Linked DNA regions of Homo sapiens: region 2 is linked to region 1. A link is an interaction called in ENCODE POLR2A ChIA-PET data of the cell type or tissue named here. Cell type or tissue: MCF 10A. All regions are shown on one strand. Links, peaks and the distances in the headings refer to the core of each region. The heading gives the core; the rest is flanking DNA.

The links. ChIA-PET counts read pairs that join two places held together with the same protein. Peaks named below come from ENCODE experiments on the same cell type or tissue, not always from the same donor. Only the 100,000 strongest peaks of a DNase experiment are listed, where the experiment ranks them.
Region 2: POLR2A ChIA-PET joins it to region 1 with 6 read pairs; 11 of 35 experiments call an interaction of 5 or more read pairs at or near these places.

The regions. Positions count from the first base shown.
Region 1 is chr17:41,650,728-41,661,227 of GRCh38, forward strand. LOC124904004 (a long non-coding RNA gene) reads right to left here and starts at 4,407. Exons shown (of 2, transcript XR_007065756.1): 1 at 2,464-4,407. RefSeq lists enhancers at 2,823-3,521, 3,522-4,218, 9,558-10,057. In MCF 10A, for the core only: no CTCF peak of the experiment used is centred there; a DNase peak (open chromatin) is centred at 5,094.
Region 2 is chr17:40,824,181-40,831,633 of GRCh38, forward strand. The region is part of intron 1 of KRT10-AS1 (KRT10 antisense RNA 1); the gene reads left to right. Among named protein-coding and RNA genes, the nearest start is that of KRT10, 5.3 kb to the left of the region's middle. RefSeq lists an enhancer at 2,986-4,185 and a silencer at 3,929-4,158. In MCF 10A, for the core only: no CTCF peak of the experiment used is centred there; DNase peaks (open chromatin) are centred at 4,041 and 4,531.

The DNA of each region.
Region 1 (10,500 bases), core at 3,595-6,094:
GCAGAATCGGGGCCAGGACTGGGCCTCAGAGGAACTCCCCGGGCTTCCTGTACCCACTCACTAGCTCATCCTCTCACTCCCCAGCCCATACGTGGGAGAGCCTGACCTGGGGACATGACAGGGGACACACAGCAGGCCCTGATCTTGGGGAGCTCCTGGACCTCACGAGACACCGTGGAGACCTGTGCAGGCTGGCCTGTGGGAGTGCCCATGAGGGGTCCCTGACCCAGCCTCAAGGCAGGACAGGTGGGGAAAGGATCTGAGCAGGTCCAGCACAGCAGGAGACACAGGAGATGCCGGCCTTCCAGGCAGGGTGATGGGCACATGCCATGGCAGGGGGCACCCTCAGGGAAGCATGAGATGTCCCAGGCCAGGGGAGCTGGCTGGAAAGGCAGGGGGTGGGGGCTGGGCCTGGCAAGGTGAGCAGGGGCCCACCTGGGAGAGGCCCACCTGGGAGAGGCCCTGCGTGCCACACGAGGGAGCGGGGCCTTGCTCCTGAAAGCCACAGGGAGCCCTGATTAACTGCACAGGACAGGAGAGGACACAGCTGCTCTGCAGAGGCACACAGCTTGTACCCAAAACCTGCAGGAGGGCAGGTGGTCCTCAGCCTCCATTCCAGGAGCAGAGCAGGCCCAGGAGCCCACCACTGGTCCAGGGAAACCCCCCACAGGTACAGCCACGTTCTTCCCTGATTCATCACAACGAGGCCCCTGTAAGTGACAGAGGGTCGGTCTGTGCAGACCTGGAAACACACGGCCCCAAGACCTGGGATCCTGAAGAAGCAGTGCCAGCTCCTCCCAGACAGCCCGCCCCAGCTGGCCCGCTGGCTCCAGCCCAGCCAGGAGCGAGGGCAGTGGGGGAGCCCCACAGGAGGGAACGGGGGCTCAGGAGGCCTGGTGGGGCAGAGCTGGGACAGCTGGGCGAAGGGGCTGGGTCCTGGCTCCGCGACGAGGGCCCATTCCTGGGTGAGGGAGGGTGGGGCAGCCCACACATTCCAGCTGCTGCCGCTCCCGCCAGCCAGTACCAGCCTGTTCTCGCCTGTTCCCACTAGGTCCCAGGCTGCCCTGGGCCCAGCTCCCAGTGCCAGCTCCCAGAATCCTTCAGGGTTCAGACTCTAACTACAGGGACGCCAGTGCGAATGTCCAGAAGACCACCCCACAGAAACAAGTGCCTCCCCCACCAACACACATGCACACACACACCCCACCAACACACACACACGCATGCATGCACACACACTACCACCAACCAACACACATGCACACACACAAACACACACCCTACCAACACACACACACACCACCAACACACGCATGCACACACACTACCACCAACCAACACACATGCACACACATACACAGACACACACCCTACCAACACACATGCACACACATACACACACCCCACCAACACACACGCATGCACACACATACACACACATACACACACACTGCACACACACCCCAACACACATGCATGCACACACACATGAACCCCACCAACACACATGAACACACACTCACATCCCAGCAACACATGTCTGCACACATGCACACACACACGCCATCAACACACATGCACATACACACACACAAAGCCATCCTCAACCACAGGACACAGACACAGAGCAGGGTTTTCAGGAGCTGAGGCACTTCCTTCCACTGCAGGCAGCACCCAGCCAGGACAAAGTTCTATCCTCTTGCCACAAGGCCCTGGACAGAGAAGCAGGGAAAGCAGCCAAGGTCCCCAGAGAGCCCCTGGAATGGGGCACCCCAGAGCCAGCCCCAGGGCTCAGCCAAAGAAAGCTGGGGAAGTGAGGAGCTGCCCCCAGAAAGAGGAGCCAAGGGGTCTCTGCCCCAGCCTGGGACACCTCAGCCAGGCTTGCCCACCACTGCTCTGCAAGGGGCTAGGTGGGGCCAGGGGGCTGCACCTGCTCTGGTCCCTGCCCCCCAACCCAGCTGCCTGGAGCTCAGCCTGCCGCCCTCACCGTGGAGGCTACGCTAGATGCCCAGGACCAGTGTCCCACCCCATCCCTCAGCCTCTGCTCCCACAGCCCTGCTGTCACCCTTCCTGTCCTCCCTGCAGGACAGAATTCCCACGCCCACCCTGGGCCCAGGGCCAGGAACTGCTGGTTCCCACCAAGGCTTGGGAAGTGATTTCTGCAGACCAAGCCACCCTGGGCCCACCCTGGGCCCATCACAGGTTCCCAGGAAACAGCTTGGCCCTACCTGCTGCGAGGCATGACAGAGGGGACCAGCCCTGGGCTGTGCTCAGAAATGCTGAGGCCTCAGAACTGGGCAACAGGGAGGCAAGGAGGTCCCCCATGGGTGGTTGTTGGTGTGATTGAAATGCTGGCTCTACCAGTAGCCCTCCAGGAAGAGGCTAAACAGTGAGCAAGGTCCCCAAATCCCAAACTTGAAGTTTCCTTCCCCAATCACCATCCAGGGGCCCTGCCAGACTCACAGACAGTGATGGAGAAGCTACAGCGCTAAGTTGGGGGGTCCTGTGGTGGAGAAGATGCAGGTCCCAGCACAGCTCATCTCAGCTCCCAACACACATCCTCAGTCTCATGGTCACATTCCATCCACCAAGAACCCAGGGACATTCAGCTAGGCTTGGTGGTGTGCACCTGTGATCCCAGCTACTCAGGAGGCTGGGGTGGGAGAACCGCTTGAGCCCAGGAGATCAAGCCTGCACGAGCTGTGATGGCGTCACTGCACTCCAACCTGGGCGACAGAGTGAGGCCCTATCTCAAAAATAACAAAAAAAAATTTTAATTAAGTGAAAAACAAAAAGCGCCCAGGGACATTGGGAAAGGGAGTTCCTACCCCCACTTTCCAGGAAAGAAAACAGAGGCCCAAAGAGAGGAAGTGGATTGTGGGAAGAATTTCACTGCAGTAAGTGGTGAGGACTGACCTTGGCCAACCCCATATAGACCCCTTCCAGACCCAGGTGCCAGTGCAGACAGCCCAGCTGGGGTGTGGGGGACACAGGGCCAAGTGGCAAGGTGTCAGCAGCAGTCCCCAGAGATGGGCACCCCATGGGCACAAGTCCGCACTCACAGCCTCTACTCCAGGGCCCCATCTGGCACAGAGCTCCAAGCTGCTTAGGACAAAGGCATCCCTTAGAGGCTGGAGGCAGCAAACAGAACGTGTCCCTCTGCTGCTTCCTGGCCACTGCGGGGCCCTCACCACCACCTCAGCTCTCAGAACATCCTTCATTCTGCCCCCAGCATCTACTGAGCAATGACCAAGACCAAAGCTCCAAACCACAGACTGCCTGGGGCCTCGGCCTCCAGCTCTCCAACTGCAGAGGCAAGAGCAGAGTGTGAGGAGGGGGTGAGGAGTGGGCACCCCAATTGCCCTGGCCACTGTGGGAGCTTGGGCTCTAGCAGGCTGATCTCCCCCAGCCTGCACCCCACCCAGCAAGGACATGCAAGCCAAGCAGTTCCCACACCCCGTTCCTGGTGGCTGCCAGAAGCTTCCTTACAAGGCCCCAGCGCTGAGCTGGCTCAGCTGCAGGCGGGGGCCTGGGTGGGGCACAGCACACCTGGCTCAGCCAAGCCCAGACGCACCCTGCAAGTGAGGAATGCGGACGCCGCCCGGGCTGGCCCTGGGAAAGCTGCTGCCCTCGGCTCCTGCCCAGCCCTGACTCAGCCTAGGTGGGCCAGGGAAGCTGCAGCCTCAGCAGAACCAAGTCTCCCACCCCACCCTCCCCGCTGGCCTGCCTGGGATTGAACCAGGGGACAGGTCCTGGCAGGGGACTGAGAGTAGAGACAGCACCCCCTGGCCTCAGGACTTGGGGGAACAGCAGGGACTCTGTGGGACCTGCCCTTCTCCTGCACTGTCTGGAGGGTGCCAGCACAGCTCTGTCCGGGGGGGCTGCCCACAGCACATTTTCCCAGATGCCTGAGCCTCAGTTTCCTCATCCGTAAAAGGGGGCTAGTGACATTCCTGCCCACAGTGCAGGGCTGCAGTGGTGGAGGAGGTTCCCGGGAAGCATTTGAGAAGCAAACAGACCTCTTCCTAAGAAACAGAAGCGTCTGCCTAACCCCATGAGGCCAGGTGATCCCGTGCTCCATGCAGAAGAAACAGAAGCGTCTGCCCAGCCCCGTGAGGCCGGGTGGTCCCGTGCTCCATGCAGAGCAGGGTGACTCCATCATCCTCTGTCCCTGGCCCCAATACGGTTATTCCAAACTCCCCAGGACAAGGGCTGTGTCTCCCCCTCCGACTAGGCGGTCCCTGAAGGCTCGGGGCATGTCTCCCCTCAGACAAGAGGCTTCCCAGGGACAGAAACTCCATCCTCCTTGCTCCATCGCCCCACAGTCCCATGCCCTGCACTGCGGAAACCACAGGCCAGTGAAGGCCAGAAAAACTGCCCGTCCCCTCCTGGCGCCACCTTACCCCAGCCTCCCCAGGCCCTGACATCCACCTCCTTGCCCACCCAGCCAGCCCCCAAACGCGACGCTGGAGTGCCTCACGGTGCCCACCCAGACCCTGGGGATCAGGAGGCAGAGCCCCCCAGGTCTGGCGCTGGTAGAATCTCCCATCCCTCCCTGCCTGCAAAGAAAGGGCCCACTGGCCTCCCTCCCTGAGCCCTCCCACAGCTGGGCTGGCCAGAGAGAACTTTCTCCCTCTGCTCTCTTTCTCTGCTGTAGTTCAAGCACAGACCCTCTCACCCCAGCCAGCCCTTCTCCACCTTCCGGGCGCACAGTCTTAGGGGTGGAGCAGAGGCTGAGGTTGGGGGCCTCACAGTCAAAGGTGCTGAGACAACAGCCCCGCTGCCCTGTGCTCACTCAGAAGCTCCTGGGGAACTGGAGTGGAGGGGAAGGGTCCCCAAGCCCACAGGTTCTGGCTGCCCCTGCCACGTCCCCTCCCCCAGCCAGGCTTCTCCCAACTGCGGCAGGGCGTCTGGGCTCAGGTTGGGGTGCAGCGTTGGCAGGACAAACAGTCTCCAGTGTTGGGTGTTTGCCTCGGTTACCAAGGAGGGAGGTGAGGGGCCTGGCTCCCTGCCATGTTTGGGCCCCGGGCTGAAGGTGTGGGTGGCAGGGAAGGTGGAGGATTTGAGGTGGGGAGGCTCACTTCCCGCTCCCAGGGCTCGAGGGCAGGGCAAGCCAGCTGGGACTGCCAGATCCCTGGGCGGATTCAGACCTGCATCGGCCCTGCCTTTCTGCTGGCTCTGGGAAACTCAGTCAGGCAGGAGGAGACGCTGGGGGCGGGGCAGCCTCCCTTGCTGCTCAAAGCAGGGCTGTGGGCTGGAGGCTGGGCCCCGGCAAGTCAGGTACTGCCGTGGGTGTCCCAACCTTCCGGGACTGACGGCACCACGGCCTAACTCAGGCCGCCCGGGAGAGAGGCCTAGGAGCCCAGCTCTGGGCCCATGAATTTGGACAAGTCACCGCCCCTCTCTGGGCCCCAGTTTCCCCACCTATATAGTGTCAGGAGCTGGCCTGTGTAGTCCCACAGGGGCCTCCTTTGTTTTGTCCTCCCTGTCATGAGCTGGGCAGGTGGATGCTGAGGGGTTGAGGAGTTGGGCACTGAGCCGGGAGTTGTGACCCGGCCTTGAAGCCCTGGCTGGAAGGGCTCAGTACACATCCAGGCGGCCCTACTGCCCTGTCTGAGGCTGGCATGCAGTGAGTGCCCGGCTGAGTGCAGGAGCCCAGGGCTGTGGTCAGGAATGGCCGGGCCCTTTCTCCCTCTCTCAGCAATGATGAGAGCCACAGCCCAAGGAATCCCCTGCTGCCTCCTGCTCCCAGGTCTCCATCGCAGCCTCAGCATGACCGGCTCTGAGCAGGAAGTAGGGGAAGCAGGACAGAGGCTGGCCTGGCAGTCAGAGAGTGCACAGCCTGGCTCAGGAGGCTGGCAGGTCATCAGGGGCATAGAGCTGGCCCTCGTTGATGGGGCAGGGATGGCTTGGGGAGGGTGGAGACGCCGAGGCTTGAATTAGGGGGTGGGGGGTGCAGGTAGGGAAGAAAGGAAGAGGACTTGAGATTGTGACCAGGCAGTGCCACAAGGAACACAGGAGTGTGGGCCTTCCATGGGGAGGGAGGAAGGTGAGGCCAAAAGATGGCGGGGCAGGGGAAGGGACCACTTGCCTTGCAGCCCGGCCAGAGAGAGCGAGAATGAGCAGTTCCCACACCATGAAGACCTTTGCCCTGGCCCTGCTGGTGGCCCTGCTGTGCACAGAGAGACCCCAAGGTCTATGCTGCCACCAGTGCTTGGTGGCCCCAGCCTGGCACAGGCATGCCTGCCCCGCTGCCACATGCCCCTTCCCTGACAGGGTCTGCGTCTCGGGATATGAGAGACACAGGGAGTCTGGGTCCCTGTGGCATCTGGGAAAGTGAGAGTGGGGAACAGGCTCTGCCTCCTTTCCCTCCTGCCCCAAGAATGATACCATCATTTGGAATGTGGAGGTTCTGGACACCTCTATGAGTTCCAAGCTTTCTTGTTGCAAGAGAGGCCTCTGTAATGCGGGGGTCCTGGTGGCAGGCAGCACCTGGGCCCTTCCTTGGGACTCCTGCTCAGCCTGGGTCAGTTCCCCTCTGGGCCCTGCTGTGATGGCCTTTCCTGTCCCCCTTACCCCATGGCCCCCTCCTCTGTCCCCATGCATAGTGTCCTCCTCAGTTTGGGACCACTTCGGCACTGACCCTCGGGAATTCCAGTGTGGTTTTGCAGCCGCGCGTTCAGGGGAAGGATGTGGTGGGGCAGAGGCGGGGGCTTCCCTGTCAGGGGACTCTGGCACCGGGCGGGTCCCTGCGGCAGACTTGGAATCCCTGCTTGGACTCATCCTGTTACCTGGGCCCAGGGCCTTCAAACCCACATTCCCTACATCGCCACCTCCTTAAACCACCCGGCCTCAGAGCCAGGGGCCTTGCCATTTGCTGTTCTGAACCTGGAACCACAGGAAGAACACAGGCCAGGGGCAGGAGTCCAGGGTTCCGTCCTACCCAGCCATTAACTTAACACGGAGCCAGGGCCACACAACGCACCACTCCGGACCACCTCTGTTCAAGCAAGGAAGAAACCCAGGGCTCTGGAGCCCCTCAGGCCTCCCACACAGGGCGAGAGCTCCCCTGTCTCAAGGTCAATAAACACCCCTCTGCTTACTCAAAAAAAGACAGAGAGAGAGAGAGAGAGAGACAGCAGGGTCCAGTCTCTGAGGGCCTTGCGACCAGGCTGAGACATGGAATGGGGGCCAGTGAAGGGCGAAGGAAAGGACTGAACCCCAGCAGGAGCGACTCAGCACCCCACACACAGACACGGTCTCTGGGCCCTGACCACGGCTCCGGACACCCCCAGGAAATGCTGAGACCTAGATCTCTGCTTTGTGTGCTTTGGATAAGCGCATGAGCTAATGCCAGTCTGATCCAGACCTGCCCTCCGAAGCTGCAAGGTGGCAAAACAGAAGAGGCCTGCCCACACAGGTGCACCAGCCACCAGAGGACTGGGTGTGGGGCTGGGTGGCCAGCAGCTGAGGGTCCTAGGCAGGGCAGCAGGAGGGTCGGCCCTGGGGCAGGGAGAACCGAGGGCCCCTTCCCCCGCTACTGTGCCACTTGCCGCCTGCAAACAGGGAATCCCAGGAGGCCGGATCTTCTCGCTTTGCACCCAGGAAGCTAGAACTCTGGATTTGTATGGGAAGCCTCCTGATGCTTCATATTTGGAAACTAATTCCAAAATAACACCCTGTGCAGGCCAAAGAAAGCAAGGCATTCAGCCAGCCTTGGAGCTCATGTGGGCTGAAGGACAATCTCACTCAGGACCCCCTTTACAAAAAAGTAAAGTGAGGCCCAGGAGGGATGGGCTTGCAGCCAGTTAGGATCAAGTTGGGCCGAAACTCAGGCCCTGACTTTCCTGTGCTCTCCCCAACAAGGTTCCCACCCCCTCACCTGCTCCACCGTGCAGACCCCAGCCCAGCTGAAGAGCGCCCTCACGAACCCCACACACACCCAGCAGGCTTTTGCTCTGCACACGCCTGGGTGCCGAGGTCTCCCATACCCTCTGACTGATCTGACCTGGCAGCTGCCTGAATTGTTTTCCCCATTTTACAGAAAAGGGAAATTGAGGCCAGAGAGGCAGGCCATTGCCCAGAGTCCTCCTCTGCCAAGTTCTAGACAGTGGGGAGGGGGCTGTGTGCCCGCTTACAGGTCTCTGTAACTCAGGTGGCAGGGAGGCCCCAACTTGCAGGGCAGGGAGGGGCTGGCAGGGATGAGGCAGGGCCAGGCCAGGCAGGCCCAGAGCCACTCAGCATGCAGGCCCAGTCCAGAGAAGCCAGGCCTCTGCCTCCCCCTCCCCAAGCCTGAAGAGGAACTCAGCAGGGACCCAGATGGCCTCAAGGCCGGGGATGAACCACAGACAAGAGGAGGTGCCACCCGGGCTAGAGAGAACCAGGGGAGGGCAGGGCACTGAGGACCACACGGTGGCCGTGCCCCACACCCACTCCCACCCAGGGACCCTTGAGTCCCACTTCTAGCCCTGGGCCACAGCAGGGGCATTGTAATGCTGGCCTTTTGTGTGCTTGGGGGTGGCGGTAGTAAGGAGAAATGCCCCCTCCAGGTGGTCAGTGCCCCAGGCCTCCTGGAGCACCCCAGAGATGGTGAGGTCGAACCCATGGGTTCAGCACCTGCCCTGTGCCAGGTCCCATGTCAGGGGGACACAAGAATTAATAGGACGTGACACAAGAATGAACAGGACCTGGTTCTGCCCCGGGTGGCTCACAGTCCAGGGGGAGAGGAGAGTGAATAAATAAAACTCAGTCGAGTTGAAATTGACCAGGGCCTTCACCGCAGACGGTGGGCAGGGGGAAGAGAGGCACCCTGGGGAGGGCTCCCAGCTGTGGAATAGGCATGGGACTCTTCCTGGAAGTTAGTTCTGGTCTTTTTCCATTTTTTATGCAGAAAAATGCACATATAATTGCTGTACAACTCAGTGAATTTTCACAGACTGAACCCAACTGTGTAACCAGCACCCAGATCACAGCACCCAGATCACAAGGTTGTCACAGGGACACAGGGGAAAGGGCATTCCAGGAAAGGGCCACTGAGGAGCGAAGGCAGGGAGGTGGGAACTGCCCAGCCCCAGCAGGTACCCAGAGCCAGGAGGATCCAGCAGGCCTCTCTCCTCACCCAAAGAGGATGGGTGCTCAAACTCCAGACCTGCTCCAAGAAACATATCTGCAGCCCTAAAGCCCCCAACGCCCCCAACCCGCTGTCCTGTCCACCTTCTCCGCTCCACAATCCAGCCTGCGCCTCGTACTGCACCAGAGAGATATGCTAACCACATGCAAAGGTATGCAAATGAACACAGACTCCCTGAGTCAACTTGGGCAGTAGCCAGAGTGAGTGAAGAACCAGACCTCCAAACAGGTGACTAGACCGGCCCCTGCCCCTGGCCCCATTCCTCCCACCAGCTCCTGAGCACCACAGCCCTGCACCCCCACACCCTCAACCCAAAGCTCTGACCACCTGCCCTTCCCTTCATCTATTCATTTAACTTTGATTCTCAGGGGGCCAAGGGCCAGTCCCCAAAGTGAGCACCAGAGAGCTGAGCACCTGCCCACCAGGAGCTCACAGTGAGCAGGGAAGGGGAGGGGATGCAGACACGGCCACCAATTCCCAGGAAGAGCCTGCCTCAGGACAGAGCTTCCAAGCCTCAGAACAGCAGGTGCTGACTCAGTAGTGTGGGATCTGGCCCAACACTCTGCATTTCCCACCAGCTCCCAGCGGACGCCAAGGCTGCGGGTCCCAGGCCACACCCAGATTAGCCAGGAGTAAAGGAGGTGTGAGAAACATGGCCCTAGGAACACGAAGGGCTGGGGGACAGGCAGGGCAGGAGAGTGGCTAAGAGATGTGCCTGGATTCAGGTCCCAGCTCTGCCTCCTGCCCATCGTGGCCGTGTTGCTTCCCATCCCCCAGCCTCAGAGCCCTCAGCCCTAAGGTACCCCCTGTAACAACTGCCCCCACGTCACCAGGTCCCAGAGGCTTCAGTGAGACCAACTGGCCTAGGGCCCCTGTGGCACCTGACACCCTGCAAGCACTTGGTAATCGGGAGATTATTTTTAAGTCAGGGTCGACTGGGAAGAGGCACAAGGGACGTGTTTGGGGTGAAGGGAATGTTCTCTGTCTTGATTATGGTGGTGGTCTCTTGGAAGATGTCAAGGACAGGGGATTCACCAGGAGGAGGGACTGCAAGAGCAGAGGCCTGCAGGTGTGGACATGCAGCCAGGGAGGACAGATGACAGCTAACCTTCACTGAGTGCTTTCTACAAAGTGGAAGACAGCCAGGGGCCACAGTCGGAAGGACAGAGTCCCACCCCCCACCCCCCACCCCCACTCCAGGGGTGGCAGGAGGGTGGAGCCATGGAGCCTGGCTGTGAGCTCCTGGGTGGGCTGGCAACACCTGCCATGAATTGGGCACCTATTAGCAGTCAGGCACTGGTGTGAGACTTTACCTAGTCAGAGCCCGCCTGTCTGTCTTGTGTGGCCCCAAGAGCTAAGAATGATTTTCA
Region 2 (7,453 bases), core at 2,717-5,216, 830 kb before region 1:
AAGAGGAAGTTGAAGTTGAGAGGTTGTGATTTTTTCCTGAAGATATGTAACAGGTGGTTGAACTGCAATTAGAAGCTTGGTCTTTTAACTCCTTGGTTCTTTTCCACTTTACCAATGTGTATATATATTATCTGCTCCAGTGGATTTGGTCTAATGGAGATGAATGACTCTAATTCTCACCGTAAACTTCTCCAAATGGGGAAAAAGAGCAAAACAAAAAGAACTTAGAATCATGAAAATATTCAAAGGGTAATGATTTGGCACACACTCTACCTTTAGTAATTGTTTTTTCAAATTAAGTTTATTGCTGCACATTTTGGTTTATGAAAACTACAGAAATAGTTTCTGTAGGGAAGGGAGTGTGGTTGGGAGCATTAATCAAATGTTGATTGTTAAAGTGGAGGTTACTACCCAGCAGATTGCAACTCTTCCAACTTGTTAGCACATGCAAATGGGGCAGTAGTTAAAAGAAAAACTGAAACCCAACCATGGGAATTGATTCTTGATGAAGATAACCTACAGTTAAAGAAGGCTATGATAAATCAGGATAGGAAAAGAAAAAACTCCAATAACTTCAGAGAACATGTTGAAACCTTGATATTAATGAAATCTTTTTGGAAAGAAACATTTTAATTAAAAAGATATTTTGATTGATTTTACCTGTAATTAGCACAAGTTTTGGATCTTAGTATTACCAATTTTGTTTTAGTATTAGCCTATAATTTCTCCCCCCAGTGGAAAATATAAAAATCCCAGTCTCCTTTCAGTTAATTAACAAGTGGTATGAAGAGAGCTCTGTTACAATCATATTAAACCAAAGAATATATGAAAGGGAATCTTTGCATAAAAGTACATAAGAACAAATACAGGTATGGAGGGCCTTCTAATACTATAACATTTAATTTAAGCTACCTTTACTGTTATTACCAAAGATTACTTATTAACTTGTATACTGTAGAAATTGATTTGTCTTTATTCACACTGTCATTTGTTGAAATCAGCCTTTGGCATGAGTAAAATTAAGAGATGCCACATAATAATTCTACAGCTAAATTGGATGAACATTTATGATTCTAGTCTTGGCACCATTTACACTTGATTGCTATAATCCACTGTAACTGTATTTTCATTGTGCTCAATTTTTATTGTGTCTCTATGTAAAGTGCATTGGTAGGTATTTAAAATATAGAAAAATGAATGAGATACACCTCCCGTCCTTATGGATCTTGCCAGTAGTTACAGTCTAATTGAGGAGACATGACATATACCATCAGTTTAAGCACTGTATGCTATATAAATGGAAAATGATGGTGGGGCTTGGATGTGTAGGGGGAAGGAGTTAACATTTCCGGAATATCTCTATGATCTAGATGGTTTACTTTTCTTTAATCCTGCCCTAGGTTCTCTAAGATAGGTATTATTATCTCGTTTAATAGCTAAAAAACCTAAACCTTAAAAAGTTTTAGAAATTTGCCAGATTATGTATGTATTTGTTTATTTATATATCAGCAGTGTCTGTGTGATGACACACAGCCTGGTTTTGAATCAAGAGATACAGTTACAAAGGTGCTAGTTTTCATGACACCAGACTGGCATTCTTAAGACTAATGAGCAAGGGGTCATGTTGGAATGGGGCCAATTGACAAAGTTTCATGGTGCAGTTGAAATTTAAGCTGAGTCCTGTAAGGATGAGTAGGACTTTTCATGTGTGCAACAGCAGAGAGAAGACTTCTGGGAAGTCAGGACTGTGAAAATGCCAAGCAAGTGGAGACACTGAGTGACCAGTTTGGCTGGAGTAGATCATCCGTATATGTTAATTTATTCATACCTTCAGCAGGTTTTATTGAGCACCTGCAATATGGCCTGGGGAAGGCATAGGTGACCAAGATACAGCTCCTACCCTTCAAGGAGTTTACAATCTACTTGGAGAGGCAAACAAACATACCCACGAATCAGAGATTATAATATAGGGTAATCTGGGCTATATTTGAGCAATGTTCAGGGTTCCGAGGAATTACAGAGAGGTTGTCTAACAGTCTAGTGAATGTGTGTGTGTGTGTGTGTGTGTGTGTGTGGTGTGAGTGCACAATGAAAGAATATTGAAGTAAAGTTCGGGATTGAGGATGAGTTTTGGTTTAAGACGTGAATTTGAGGTAATACCAGGATATTCATGTAAACATGTCTTTAAGCAATTATGGGACTGCTGTTAAGGAGAGAGATTCAGAATAGCAGATTTTGGGGGTAGTTAGGATCCCTAAGGGAAGGAATTTAGAGAGAAATGTACAGAAGGTCTAATTCTGAACTTTTGGAGTCACTTTAGGGGCTGGGAAGAAGAAGTAGAGCTAGAGAATAATCCTGAAAAGAAGGACATCTAGGACCAGGGAAAGGGGGAAAGAGGATCAGTGAAGCCAAGGGAGAAGAGAACGTGGGTGAGGTGATCATCCGAGAGGTCAATGAAAAGATGGATTGAGGAAAGTAATTTGGAACCATTGGCATCCTTCCAGAGGACAATTTTAATTGAGTAGTGGTGGGGCAATTCATGATGCATACCCAATATTGGAATTGATGACTTTGCTTATGGTATTTTATTTTCATGTTGTCCAGTTTATCAATTTCTTCTTTAATTGCTTCTGAACTTTGAGTCGTGGTTAAGACGGATATAGTTGCTATTCGCATGGGGTTAATTTGGCCGGAGCTCTAGAAGCATGTTGTGGATTCAAGTTTGTTATCAGTTTGACTTGTCTCACTGTTGGGATTTGGATCCTTTTTATTTCTTCCTTATTTTGCTTCAAGTAAAATCCGCTTTTGAAGTTTCTAGCTGAAAATTCTATTTGCAAGTTTCTTTTTCTGATTGAGATATAATACATATAATTGAGATATAATGCATAGTTTAGGTAGTTGCAGAAGGACAAATCTGGTAATGCAGGTTATATCTCAAGATGGCAAGGTTGATCTAAATATTTAGAATTTTCTGTTGTTTATCACAAAGTTTAAGAGTCAGGCATTTTCTTTTTACTGTTCTGTGACTGTGCAAATTGCTTAATATACTTTTGTGATTACTACCCACAGAGTCAAAACAAAGTGGAAAATTGTATCATTATTTGATAGATTTGGTACCCTCTTCTCAGATAGCTAATTGTTGGACAACTAAGATATCAATTGATAAAGTTCATGTCTTGTCATTGGTAAACTTCTAAAATTCAGGGATTTAAAATCTACAAACACTCCTATATCAATTTTTCTGAAACTTCTGGGACTGTACTGTGATGGAAGCCACAAAAATATGGAAACTGCTTGAAGGCTTTTGAGTTTTGAGGGTAGTGTAGCAGGGTAAGTGGGTGGGCTCTGGGGTCAGACTGCCGGGGTTACAATCCAGGCTCCCCCATTTACTGTGAGGTTTCATCTCAATGTCCTCCTCTCTAAAGTAGGGATTATAATTTTTCATACTCTGTGGAGTTGTAGCAGGAGTCAAATGAGTTAATAAATATAAAGCGTTTAGAACAATGATTTGCATGCATAGAATAAGCACTTAATGAATATATTTTTGTTGCTATTACTGTTTTGTGATCTCTGTTTCTCATAGGTTAACCCACTGTCCAACCCACAGGATGCCTTCAAAATAGGAATGAATGAAAGGATAGGGTGAGAAGTTAGAAAATGGCTTGTGAGGGAGGAGAAAATGGCTGGAGAGGAAAGTAGGGTGGGGAAAAGGTGTTCAGCTTGATAACTTTTGTGATAAACCATGCCATCTGTTTTTCTTTGAGTGACACTTCCTTTCACTTTAAACTTCATTTCTTTATCTCCTACATCCACCAAGGCACTAATTTTGTCACCTTCTCTTTGTCATAGCTAATGTATTCGTTTCTTTCTGTGTAGCCCCACTGTAACTGCCCTAATCTGAGCTTTCACCACTTTTCTCGAAGATTACTTCACCAGCTTCTGAAGTGGTTTTCTTGACTCAGCACTGTCAATTAAGATCTGTTCACTGCGGCAGGGTTGATGTTCTTGAAACAGTACTGTCATCACTTCATCAACATACTCGGACCTCTTGTGGATGGATTAAGTCTTCTCCATAACCTTGCCCGACTCTGTCTGTCCAACCTCATGCTCCCTGCGGTGAGTCAGGGTGGGGAGTGGAAGGAGTGCTACATTCTCTTCATAAAGTAATTATGTGGCCCTGGGCAAGATACTCAGCTTTCCGTGTCTCAGTTTACTACCCTATAAAATATGGATAGTAATGTTAAATATTAAAATATGGATAATAATCCATGATTCAGTGAAAAAATGTGTGTTAGCATCTCCTTTAAGAATCCTTTAATTACTTAATCCTTTAAGCAGGCCTTTCTACTCTTGGCTAAGATACTATGCTTTGTTCCATTTTAAGGCTTGTGTTTGTTGCTCTTGGCTTAGAATGCCCATCTTCTACTTTGCTGTTTATTCAAGTTATTCTACCTCAACTCCAGACTCTGACTTAAATGCCATCTCCTTCATGAGACTTCCCACCGTTAGTCTGTAGTTCACGGCTGTCTCTTTCTTCTCATTTCCTATGTTGAACAACTTGGTGTTTTATAATTTGTTATAATATTCTGGCCTCTTTATTAGTGTTTCCAATGCAATACGACATTTAAGTTCCTTTAGAGAAGGGAGGGTGCCTCTGTTCTTGCTGCACCCAGTACTCATTGTTCTCTGAATGTTTTCGTATTGCCTCAGTGCCTTTCCCCACTTTCTTTGCCTTTATTTTTTTCTCCAAACTCTTGGCCTGTATGTTTTGGCAATAGTGCAAGTTAAAAATTTAAATGAAGGCTGGTTGAAGACAACTAATTTAATTTTGCTTTAAAGGAAATTATGATACTTTTTGATGTAAGAATATGTAAGAATGATAAGAAAACCAAGATTCTGCATAGGAATTTTAAAATACCTTAAAGTATATAAAGATATATTCCTTAGAATGGAAATACACTATATATATTAAGAAAACATTTTGGCCCTCACTTTTTCCTCTTCATTAAAGGTCACTTTTTTTTTGTCTTGGATCTGTTGAGATTATCTTGATACTAGTAACCTGCTAAAATATATCTGTAGTTTTATTCTAAAATTTGAATTTTTTTCATACATCACATCAAATTAAAAAGCTTCTGCACAGCAAAGGAAACAATCAACAAAGTAAAGAGACAGCCCACGGAATGAGAGAAAATATTTGCAAACTATCCATCTGACAGAGGGTTAATAACCAGAATATATAAGGAGCTCAAACAACTCAATAGGAAAGAAAATCTAATAATCTGATAAAAAAAATGGGCAAAAGATCTGAATAGACATACAAATCTCAAAAGACATACAGGCTAGGCATGGTGGCTCACACCTCTAATCCCAGCACTTAGGGAGACTGGGATGGGAGGACTACTTGAGCCTAGGAATTCAAGACCAGCCTGGGTAACGTAGGGAGACCCCATCTCTACAAAAAATAAAAATAAATTAGCTGGGTGTGATGGCATGTGTCTGTAGTCCCAGCTACTTGGGAGGCTGAGGTGAGCCATGTTCCTGCCACTGCACTCCAGCCTGGGCAACAGAGTGACCTCAAAAAAAAAAAATAAGAAAACATATAATGGCAAACAGGTATGTAAAAAGGGGCTCAACATCATTGATCATCAGAGAAATGACTCAAAACTGTGCAATGAGAATGTGATTCTCACTGCAGTTGAATGAATAATGTAAATTATTACAGTCACAGTAATTTGTTGTACAACTCACCCCGCTTAAAATGGCTTTTATCCAAAAGAGAGGCAATAATGAATGCTAGTGAGGATGTGGAGAAAAGGGAACCCCCTCGTTCACTGTCCTTGGGAATGTAAATTAGTACAGCCACTATGGAGAACAGTATGGAGGTTCCTCAAAAAGCTAATAATAGAACTACTGTATGATCCAGCAGTCCCACTGCTAGATATATACCCAAAATCATGGAAATCAGTATATCAGTGAGATATCTGCACCCTCATTTTTTTTTTGCAATTGTGTTCACAATAGCCAAGATGTGGAAACAACCTAAGTGTACATCAACAGACAGGTTGATAAAGAAAACGTGGTACATATGCTCAATGGAGTACTATTCAGCCATAAAAAAGAATGAGATCCTGTTATTGCAACAACTTGACTGGACCTGGAGGACATTATGTTAAGTGAGATAAACCAGGCATAGAAAGATAAACTTCTCATGTTCTCATTTGTGGGAGCTAAAAATGAGAACAATTGAACTCATAGAGATAGAGAGTAGAAAAATGGTTACCAGAGGCTGGGAAGGGTAGTGTGGGGTGAGGGGGCTGGGAAGTGGGGATGGTTAATGGGTACAAAAATATAATTAGATAGAACAAATATAATCTAGTATTTGATAGCACAACAGGGTGATTATAGTCACAATAATTTATTGTACATTTTAAATTAAAAAAATATTATTGGAATATTTGTAACACAAAGAAATGATAAATGCTTGAGGTAATGGGTACCACGTTTACCTGGGTGTGATTATTATGCATTGTTGCCTGTATTGAAATATCTCTTGTTCCTTCTGAATAATACAGTTACCATGGACCCATAAAAAGTTAAAAATTTTGAATGTTTTTTATATTAGGAGAATTGACAATTCTAGTTGGGTTTCTGGCTAGGTAGCCTATGAGTATGTTGTAATTTAAGGATTAAATATAATATAACTTAGCTTTTAAATTTCATTAGTATGTCATGGGATTTCTTTTCAGGTAAATTAATTTCATTTTGTAAAAGACAATTGCTCACTATGAGTTAGCGCATTAGTAGGATAATTAATTAACATATAACATAAAATAGAAATGTAATATCCCTTTTAGTTTTCATAAAAAATAGTGAAGCCGAAAGTACCAAACAATTCTCTACAGACCCATTTTAAAATATTGAAACTGAACATTGTCCAAAATTCAGTGGCTGTTTTCTCCCCCTCATAAATCTAAGAAAATTCCTTTAGGTCCAGCTGTGGTTGCTTGTCCAATTGGTCATTTCAAGGATGGCTGGATATGAGAGAAAATAACATTATAATTGGGTATAACTTCATAATTTTTACTTAGAGAGTCTGGACAGATCTAAATAGAGTAGAGAAAGTTTTGGATTAGAAATGATACATACAGAGGTTAAGGTTTACAGTGAAAGCATTTAATCCCCCACTCTAGTGATTTTAAGTCAGTATATGTAACATGCTTAAATTTAAAGGAAAAAGTCTTAAGGAATCAAATTAATTTCCTAATTTTAAAGGTTTTTAAAAAATACTTGACCTTATGGACTCAGACAACTAGTCAATTTCATAATAAATGGACCCTCTGTCTTTGAATCACTTTTTTTTTTTGGTAAGGGGGTTGTAAGAATGGTAGAGGAATAGATTTAAATAATTATTTAAATGTAACACACAATAGTAGCAGAGAAAATAATTATT